2 separate regions of the Homo sapiens genome follow, and region 2 is linked to region 1. The links are chromatin contacts, found by Hi-C in ENCODE. All regions are on one chromosome and are shown on one strand. Each heading gives the region's core, a stretch centred on a gene start or an enhancer-like site at or near the end of the contact. The rest is flanking DNA. Distances are from core to core; before and after follow the strand shown. Region 1 overlaps VGLL4 (vestigial like family member 4). Region 2 overlaps SYN2 (synapsin II).

Region 1 (5,061 bases), core at 1,617-4,116:
TAGCACCCAATGAAAGCCTTCTTCCTTGGCAATACTCCTCATCCCAGTCATTGGCTTTCTGTGTGGTGAGCAGCAGGACCCAGACCAAACCCCTGGTGGTTCGGTAACAATATCAACAAAAAAATTAATAATGAGTTCAAATACACCAGGTCCTAAGAGGCTGGAATAAAATCCCAGGAATTCTAATTTTCAAAATTCTGAAGAAATCACTAAGGAAACCTCTCTTTTTTTCCCCTTCCCCTAAATCAAACTGGATAGAACTCAGTCTTACTCTCTGTTGCCTTTTTTTTTTATAAGACATCATCTCGCTCTGTTGCCCAGGCTAGTGCAACGGCATGATCTCGGCTCACTGCAACCTCTGCCACCTGGATTCAGGCAATTCTCCTGTCACAGCCTCCTGAGTAGCTGGGACTACAGGCGCACACCACCACACCCAGCTAATTTTTTTTGTATTTTTAGTACAGACAGGGTTTCACCATATTGATCAGTCTGGTCTCAAACTCCTGACCTCATGTGATCCGCCCACCCTGGCCTCCCAAAGTGCTAGGATTACAGGCACGAGCCACCTCGCCCGGCCTCTGCTGCTTCTTACTCTGGCTCAGAGCCACCTGATCTCTCCATCTTTCTACTAGAAAATGTCTCCATATGATGCTTATAATAAAATGCAGCCAAACCGTGCACCTTTCAGGCCTTGTTAGCTAGCTACCGAAACTATTTTTTCTTTCTTCCTCTCTCTCTCTCCCTTCCTTCCTTTTTTAGAGGCAGGGTCTCCCTTTTGTACCCTGGCTGGAGTGCAGTGGTGTGATCACACCTCACTGCAGTCTTAAACTCCTGGGCTAAAGCTATCCTCCCACCTCAGCCTCCCAAGTAGCTGGGAGCAAAGGAACACTCCACCAGGCCAAGCTAATTTTTAAAATTTTTTGTAGAGATGGGGGTCTTGCTATATTGCCCAGGCTGGTCTCAAACTCCTAGGCTCAAGCAATCTGCCTGCCTCAGCCTCCTAAAGTGCTGGAATTACAGGCATGAGCTAGCACACCCAGCCAAAACTCTTTTCCAATAACACTCCTTTCCCCAGAATTATTATGACTGCTTTAGTGATAAAATACATCACATTTTCATTACATGTTATTAACAAACTCTAAGAAGATAAAGCACAAAAACCATTTTGTAATCTCCTTAAAGAGATACACTAGGCTATTCCTTTTCAAATAATTATGAATCTGTCATTTATTGCAGATAACTTCTTAGGCATTAAATATAAAGGAGGGAGCATGCTATAGCCCAAATAGGAAACATTTCATCAAACAGCAGCACTAAATACCCTACAACACGAAGAAGTAAGACAGGCAGCATCTTTCCAATCTGCCTGTGAAATCTGTCATTAGGCTCTTAGAAAACACAGTACAAACAATGGTAATGTTACTAAAATAACTATCACACAGTAAACAAGTAACACTCAGAAGGACCTAACCACACGCCAATCGCCTTTCCTCCTTACACTGTACACTTAAGAAAATACATTTTATAATATATATATTTTTTACCACAATAAAAGAAAAATGAGGGGGGAGTCACCTGGCTGGTGTAAGGGAGTCTGAGAGAGGAGGTTACTCCTGTTTCTATTTTCCTAAAACTTTGCATAATAATGTCAATTGTGATTTGCACATAAAATTTGGCGATTCTATTATTTACACTTAAAATTATTTATAGTGTCATCACAGACCCGTACCTCAAAGTCTTATTTTTAGCCACCAAGAGAGCTACAAAATTATTTTCTTTTTTTTTTTTGAGACAGAGTCTCGCTCTGTCACCCAGGCTGAGTGCAGTGGCGCGATCTCGGCTCACTGCAAGCTCTGCCTCCAAGGTTCAAGTGATTCTCATGCCTCAGCCTCCCGAGTAGCTGGGATGACAGGCATGCACCACCACACCCAGCTAGTTTTTTGTAATTTTAGTAGAGACAGGGTTTTGCCATGTTGCCTAGGCTGGTCTCGAACTCCTGGCCTCAGGTGATCCACCCACCTTGGCCTCCCAAAGTGCCAGGATTACAGGTGTGTGAGCCACTGCGCCTAGCCACAAAATTATTTTCTGAACATTTTAATATTCTAATAATAATATTAACAATGACTAAAGCTGAGTACTTACTATCTGCCAGGCACCATTCTTAAGTCCTTACAATAATCCTATGAGGAAGGAATTAATATTATCTGTGATGAAAGATAAAGAAAGTGGGAATTGAACCCAGGCATTTTGATTAAAAGGCACATACTATCAAACATTAAATCCACCATATATACATATGTATATTTTCTTACTCTCTATCATCATAACCAGTATCTGAACAATGGAATAAAAATAACAACCCCCATCAACAAAGTGCTATACCATGCCAAGCTCTTTGCATATTTTAACTCTAGTCCTCGTAATAGCTCTATACATTAACTATTATCATTGTCATTGTCATTGTCCAATGACAAGGATATCACTGTCAAGGATACTGGGCCCAGCTAAATTAAGTGACTTGTCCAAAGCCTCACAGCTGTTGTGTGGCAGAATCAGGATTTAAATTAAGGCATGTTTGTCTGCAGGCTGCCTTCCCCTTTCTTACTTATGAAAAGAAAAAGAAAAAAAAAAAAAGACCAAATGTTCTTATTTGGGTTTGGGAAAAGCAGATGGGAAAGTATAAGAAATTCGTGGGAATAAAAGAATGAACTGCAAGAGCTGAGCACCCAGGAGTTAAGCTAGCCCTGCCTGCGGAGTGCACTGTTTGCAGGGCCTTCCTGCTGGATTCCTGATGGTAGCAAATTCCAGGGCTCCAGACTGCAGGCTCAGCCTCTGACTAACACTGCAGTGATTTATTTGAGGATAAATACCTCTGTCAGTGTCTTATGACTGAACACAACAGTCCAAGCTGACTGGAACGAGCGGAATGCGAGGACGCTGGAGCTGAGGCAGTAGAGGCGGGAGCTGGGCCACCTCTCTGCGGAAACTCTGCCTCCAAGGAGGAGCCCTCACAGGAAGGTATTCCTGTGGGGAAAAAGCAGTGCCCTCAGGAATTGGAGCATCTTGAATAATGAGGAAACACTGACTCATGCTAGAGTGAGCGCTTGGGAAGGGGGAAGGAGGAGGACCTCTGTACCTGCACACACAAAGCTACTCCCTCCAATACTCAGTGCAACCTTGCCAGGATTGGCAAGATAACTCCAAGAACACCAACCGCCCTCACCACTGTACCCGTAGACTCTCTGGGCAGCTGGTGGGGCGTCTCCAAGTCCTGAAAACTGGGGAGAAGCCTCTCCCTCTGCGAGGAGGGTGTGTGCCGAGAGGAGAGTGCAAAGGGGAGAAGCCGGGTGCACGGAAGCGGGAGGCTTTTCCAGTGGAAACATGGTGACGTTGCACAGATTCAGGGATCTGTGGTTTCAGCCCGTGTTTCACAAATAACAAAACTGAGGCCCAAAGAGTTGAAGCAATTCATGTCAAGAAGGTAGACAGTGTCAGTGGCAGATCAAGGACTGGCTGGATGTGGTGAGTGGCACCTTGTCATGAGCATAGGAAGCTGGCTTCCCTTTATGGGAAGGTCCCAAGTTTGTACCAGGGGCACATAAGGTGGGATGAACACTTCTTCGTGTGTACAATCCTAGACTCCTGAGTAAGAACTTTACAGACGTCTGCTTGGTCAAAAAGGTGCTGAGCTTCCCTTCTATTTGTCTGGTGCACAGTGACATTCACTAAATGTTGATTCTCCTAAAAACAATCAATATGTATGGGCAAAAAAAAGCGAAGCTTAGCAGATGACTACTCGACTGCTCGCAGAAGCTCTAAGGGGACATTAACTTCTATGGAGTTTAACATGCGGAAGGTCCTACAAGTAGGCTGGAGGGAAGCCAGACTTCCACCTCACCGCGAGTTATCAAAATGAGTTTACTACCTTCTTTTTGGCAGATGAATACTATTTTTCTTTTGTAAATAATATCCTTTTCAAATAAAGTATGCAAATGATAACATCAGAATTAGCACAAAGTTGCAAAACAAATAAGGCCCCAGCACGGAGCACCCTTAAGCCAAAATAAGAACAGAGGAACTCACAGATGGGGGTTGAAGATGCGACTCATTTTGGAGACGTGGTCGTTGTCACAGTCTAGGTCCTCGTCACCTGGCTCCATGCTGAACTTCCTCTTGCTGGGGCTGATTGGGGGAGGGCCGGTGCGGTGACTGCTGAGGGCAGAGGCCACCGGCAGGGTCTGTATTCTGGGTTCTCCCCTGAGAGCAGCTTCGCCTACGCAGAGAGAGATGATGTAGTCACTAAGCAGGAGAAAGGCCCCCATCTCAGTCCCCCAGGCTCCCCGCCCGCCCAGCCAGCCCCTTACAAAACTACTCCCAGTGGAAAGTTTTTGGCAATGGGACGGGGCCGCCTGCCATCCTCTGAACATGGTTTGAGTGTGGTTAGCTGCCAACCATGAGACATTTTACATCAACGTGGTTTTCTAGCACAGTCACTCTTTAGGGTAGAGTTTAAAATAAAAAGTTGCAATAAAATAGCAGGGGGGAGGCAAAAAGCATTTTCTGTAAACAATTTCAAAAGTTAATTTAAAACACCAAAGGTCTTTTCACGTGTGGGTATTCCACTCGATACAGATAGGAGAATGACCTCACTGCATTCATGAAACCACTATGCCCAACTCACTTTTCCTGCTTGTTCTGTTTTTTTTTTCTAATATAGTCTTGGTATTTAATTTCTTTTAAAAGAATGAGGAAAGTGTGTGGGCTAACAGTTCACACATTTGTACCGAAAGTTAAAAGAAATATAAATACATCGTTTAATGGGAAATAAATGTTTAATTCTTACAGTACGCTAAATATTGCACATTAAAATATTATCAGCACAAAGCTTCGGCATATAACTTATCGCAAGCATAATACGTGGGTAGGTGCAGTTCTGAAACATGTTTCGAAGTTAGGCAATCAAATTAGGGTCCACATTTCCATTTGATTTGACATCTTGGCGTTTTTCATTATTATTTTAAAAGGTTTTGTACTAGGCAATCACTTTGTGCCTCGCTGTGA
Region 2 (5,061 bases), core at 2,043-4,542, 590 kb after region 1:
CTGTTTCTGGATCCAGCCATGTGTGCGCTTGTGTGGACCTGAGGCTGCTTTCTGTTCCCAAAGCTTGACCTGTGTACAGAGATAATTCCTTGGCAATGTTGGACATAGAATGCAGGGAGCTACTGAAGGTCTGTCAGGGATTTGTCCATTCTGCTCTTGGCCTCTCCTGAGGCCTCATAATGGGAGACCAAATCAAAAATGTCCCATGTCACTTGAGTGGGTACACTGCCTACAGAACCTTGAGGTTGACTCCTGCTTCAGTTCTCAGCTGTTTACCACAGCCCTCCAGGGTCCAAAGATTGAGGAGCTTTCTCTTTCCTGGGAGGAACTGTCTCAGATTTAGCTTGTGTGTGTTTTGGACAGAGGCTCCACAGCGGTGGCTCTTGAGGAATCCTCACCAGTTTGTTCTCTTCCCTCTGACAAGCAGCACCTGAGCAGATGCTGAGGCAGTTCATTAAACCAGGCCTCAGCTTCAGTGCCTCATCTTGCCATCTCCCGGCCAGGCTGGGAACGGGCACCAAGCAGCCGCCTCTAACAAACACCATGGTCCGTGGAAGTTCATGCCAGCAGCTTGCCTTTGAGAAGAAATGCTGCTGGCTCTATTTTTACATTCCCTTCCACCTCTATACTGTCATGTCACCGTTCTGAACTCCCAGATCTGAGAAGGAACTAGTGTTGGTGGTATGTAACAAGAGTTACGTATCCAGGGGCTTGTGCCTTGGTTTCTCCTTTGATTGCTGGTAAATTCTGAGGCCACAGAGAAATGCATTGAGTGTGAATGTTGTCATCTGTAATCCCTCCCTCAGCTGATAATGGTAGTTGATCTGTTGTAAATATATACATATATGCATATTTGCACTTCCAGATGGGTTGCATAAGAATCAGGTCCTTAAATACCTCCCAATCTGATGAAACGATAGAATAAAGTAACATTTCCCAGAATGGAGGAATACATTATTTTATCGTATATTTTTGTCCAAGCGATGAGCTGACGGTGGTATTGCTTCTCTGCATGTTATCAGTGTGTACATCTGGTGCTTTTCATGTGTCATTTGTGAGCCACAAATGCAAAGTTGCCATTTGAATTCAGTCAGGCTACAGGGTGGTGTCAGTCAAGGTCTTTCAGGTGGGGGAGAAATTGGTTAGGGCTCCCACTGCCAAATGCAAGCAGATAGCATAACCTGACTGTTATGTGCCCTCAGGCAGCATGCTTAGGGACAACTCTGTGGCCTGGGGGACATCTGTGTCACAGTATAGGATTGCCATTCAGGTGTTTTGTACCTATTTCTTTCCTGACGTTGTCCCCTTTTTTTGTACTGATCCAACTGGGAGAACCTCAGCCAATGCTGGAAGTATGATTGAAGTACCTCTCTTTTGTGACTCTTGTACAGCTTAATGTGCAATAAAGGAAAAGTTATATCTGTCTTCAGTGTTAAGTTGTAACGTTTCTGGCTATCCAAGTATCTGCACAAATGGGAAAGCACTCAGGTTTCTGGTGCAAGAGACTGAGCTATTAACCTGTATTACCTTACAGGAGAATGCTAATGCAAATGATGCCAAACTTTGGAAGTGGCAAAAGCTGGTTAATGTGAAATAATCTGCTAATCTATCATCTTCACTAGTTATTTGATTTGAATTTGGAGCTTCTTAAACCTGCAGAATTCCATTGATTTATGTATGTGTTTATTTCTCTGTAACTAACTCTGGTATTATTTGGTTAGATGATAAAGGGTATTCTGTGCCCTATAGTGGGGAACTGAGCGGATAGTCATGGGTGCACAGTGGCATAGACATACAGTTCTGCCTCTCCAGAGGGTGCAGATGTTCTGGTGTTTCTTAAAAACTAAGTGATAATACAACTAGCTGGTGCTGAGTTTCTGTAAGTCCACTCCCTCCAGCAGGCCCGTGGATGTGGACTGTGGGATTGAGGCTGAGAGACTGGACCTCCCAGGGCAGTCGTGCATCATTTCCACTAGTCAGTAGGTGCTAATGGGGATGGCTTTTGATTTCTAAGCGTTGGGACCCTCCTCAGCAAACTCTAGGCAATCTGGTACCACCTTAATGCCTGTCAACTCCCAGAGGAAGGAGGACCTTTTTCCTCTCCAGGCCACCAGATGGTTTAGTGTTTCATGCTGGGAGGAGGGTGTGCTGTTCCTTTTTAGGGGGGCTTTCATTTGCCAAATGGCACCCACAACATCCCCAGGGGAGAGTGGGGTTTGGATGTCTTGAGAATTCTACCACACATGGCTGAGAGGTTCATCCTGCTAGAACCCCTTGAGGATATTACTGAGAGGCAAAACAGTGCCTAGGAAGAATGGATTTCTCCTGGTTGTGGGCATGAGTTAATGCTAAAATGAAGCCCTGGTGGGGCATGGTGGGCCTGGCAATCAGACCCACGCAGGCTTGGAGCAGGACCAAGGGCAGCTCCATAAAACAGCATATGTCAGTGACCATCGAGGTGATCATAAGGTACGGAATACTTTTTGAAGAACTTGCTCAACCCTATTATCTTTGAAACACTACCCCTTAAAAGACAACTAAGACCAGGGCTTACACTTTTTAAAGTTTTATGTTTGGGAAAACCAAGGCCCAGGGAAGTTTGGTGACTTGCTCAGGGAGTCACTGGTAGACTATTTCTGAGATCCAGTGCTCTCTCCACCACACTCTCCTGCATCTGCCATGTGGAACTTGAGACTTCCCAATAAACCCTGGAGCAGGGTGGTCTGTGCCTGAGACACCTCTAGAGAGGAGGGGAGAGGACCCTGCATTCTAGGGCCCTCTGTGAGAGAGTGCGCCTCTGACGGGGCCGCTCGTCCCTGGTTCCTCCTTGTCCTGCTGACTGCTGCTGTGGCTGAGTTGCTCCGTTTCTGAGGAGAAGCACTTAGTGGCTATATACAAGGATAGCTAACCAAGGACCCCCTTTAGGGCCCTTCAGAGACTCCAGCTTCTTGGAATAGAGCTTATCCTTTGGGTAATTAACTAACCACACCCTTTGAGGCATAAATTCTAATAAGGAAACATTTTTATATGGTTAAATTATGAAGTTTTTCTTGTACTGAACCTAGGGGGCCCTGGGCAACCCCAAGGAATGCAGCCCCCAGGCAAGGTGCTGCCTCCACGCCGGCTCCCCCCTGGACCATCACTGCCACCTTCCTCCTCTTCCTCCTCTTCTTCCTCCTCCTCGGCTCCTCAGCGGCCGGGCGGCCCCACCACCCACGGAGATGCACCCTCCAGCAGCAGCTCCCTGGCAGAGGCCCAGCCACCCCTGGCTGCTCCACCACAGAAGCCCCAGCCTCACCCACAGCTCAAGTAAGAGACAACTCAGCAGCTCCTCCCTCCCCTCCTCCTACCCTTCCTGTGGGCCTTGGGCTCCAGAGCTGCTAGAAATCACCTTCAATCAGGTCTCCTCCTACAGATATTTTGTGATGGGATTTGGTTTTTTTTTGTTAGTTTGTTTTTGGTTTTTGTGTGTGTGTGTGTGTGTGTGTTTGGTTAAAGGAGTGGTTAGGGTTCACTGGAGAAGGGAGGAAAGAGGGAAGTGAAAGTCTAAAGTTTAGCTAGAAATTCAACCCCCTTCCCTTTCTTCCTGGGAAGTGGCACTACGGCAGAGTCACTGTCCCTTCTCTAGTCTTGTACTAGCTTAAGGTTTTGGTTTGTTTATTTTAAACCCTGTCTCCCACTCTTTTTTCCATTCCTTTTCTTTGTGTGTGTTTCTTTCTTTGTAAAAAAAAATTTTTAATCTTTCTGCCTCTGACTCACAGTTCAGAGTATGCAATCAGTAAGGCTGCCCAGAATGAAAAGAGGGAAGTAGTTAAATCCATTTCAACATTTTACCTTCAGCTCTGTCCAAAGGAGGTCAGTTTCTGGTGTGGGCAGCAGAGGAGTTCCCAGGCAGAGACGCTGAGGAACTCCATCCTCTTGGGTTCCCCCACACCCAGCAATCAACCCTAGAAGCCCCTCCACACTGCCCCACTGCACAGACCCCTGCAAGCAGCAGAGCTGTCTTTGGGAGGGACAGCACCTGGATGTGGACGATGGTCAGTTCTGCCCTCTCTCCCACAGAGGCCTCTGATTGCTTGTGCAGTGTCCCCAGCAGACTTCTGTCACCACCTTCAGCACAGACAGCCGTAGCCTTAGGGGGATGGTAAGGGGATGGTAGTGATACACCCCTGCTTCTCAGAGTGAGGTGACGGGCAACAAATGACTCTTCAGGGAGGGAGAAAAGGGGGCTGGAGAATTCTGGAGTTGAAATGAGCCACTAGGAGATCATGTAGTCATTGCAGATGAGAAAAACTTTGCTCAAAGAAAAATTTTTTTTTTTCTCAAAGCCGAGCTACTCCTCTAATTAGTGGCAGAGCCAAGGTTGCGGGGCTCAGGTGTCCAGATGGTCACTTTCTCTGGGTCTTCCAGTCCCGTGTGATGGGAGGGGCATCACCCACTCTTGCTCCCCAGCTCGGGCCAGTGGCACCTCTTGCCTCTTGCCTGCCACATAATGTCCCTTCAGCCCAGCTGTTTCCTGCCTGCTGACTTTTTTTTAATCCCTCCTGCCTTCCCACTAGCCAACTCTAGCCCCCGCGTGAGGGCAGATCCTTGGATTGTCACTGCCTCTGGGCTGAAGCTGTTGAATAGAGCCAACCTCTGATGAGAAGCTGGAGGCTCATCCCCAGTACTCTGCCTGTGCGGGCTGAGGAGTGCCCCCACTCCCAGAGGCCAGCGTGTTGGGTCTCGTTCCCAGCCCTAATGAAAGGCAGGGTGTCTGTTCACAGTCACTGCAGGCAGAGAGAGACTGCTCACAGTTCTGTAGAAGGGAGTTTCTCCTGAGCTGCACCCAGCATTTAAGGGAGGGCTGAGAGTCCCAAGACACCAGGAGAAGAGTTCTGGAGCCAGAAAGCAGCAGGAGTGAGTAGGAGTCAAGAAGGAGAAAAGCTGGGCCGCTGGAGAAGCCAGACCTCATGTCCTCTCCTGGAGTACAGGCTGGGCCTCCCCATGGCCTTGTGCTTCATGGTTTTTCTCTGTGAACCACTAGTCTCTCAAGGGGAGAATAGGCCCCTAAAATGTTGT

What was found. Hi-C counts contacts between places; a loop is a spot of excess contacts on that map. Pooled maps may share reads with other maps.
Region 2: a loop to region 1 is called in a map with no recorded cell type, with 5 times the contacts of the local background. The contact joins two enhancer-like sites. A Hi-C loop is called at or near these places in 2 of 37 single-sample maps with no recorded cell type and 2 of 50 pooled maps.

What each region holds. Positions count from the first base shown.
Region 1 is chr3:11,597,750-11,602,810 of GRCh38, forward strand. VGLL4 (vestigial like family member 4) reads right to left here. Exons shown (of 5, transcript NM_001128219.3): 2 at 4,084-4,273. Among named protein-coding and RNA genes, the nearest start is that of VGLL4, 44 kb to the right of the region's middle. RefSeq lists a silencer at 2,846-3,140 and enhancers at 3,526-4,124, 3,997-4,436, 4,125-4,722. Within about 2 kb of position 2,867, at least 29 of the 41 ENCODE cell types and tissues checked have a DNase peak (open chromatin) inside an H3K27ac peak, as active enhancers do.
Region 2 is chr3:12,184,304-12,189,364 of GRCh38, forward strand. It overlaps SYN2 (synapsin II), which reads left to right. Exons shown (of 13, transcript NM_133625.6): 12 at 3,066-3,309. Among named protein-coding and RNA genes, the nearest start is that of TIMP4, 28 kb to the left of the region's middle. RefSeq lists enhancers at 3,074-3,183, 3,384-3,523. Within about 2 kb of position 3,293, at least 17 of the 41 ENCODE cell types and tissues checked have a DNase peak (open chromatin) inside an H3K27ac peak, as active enhancers do.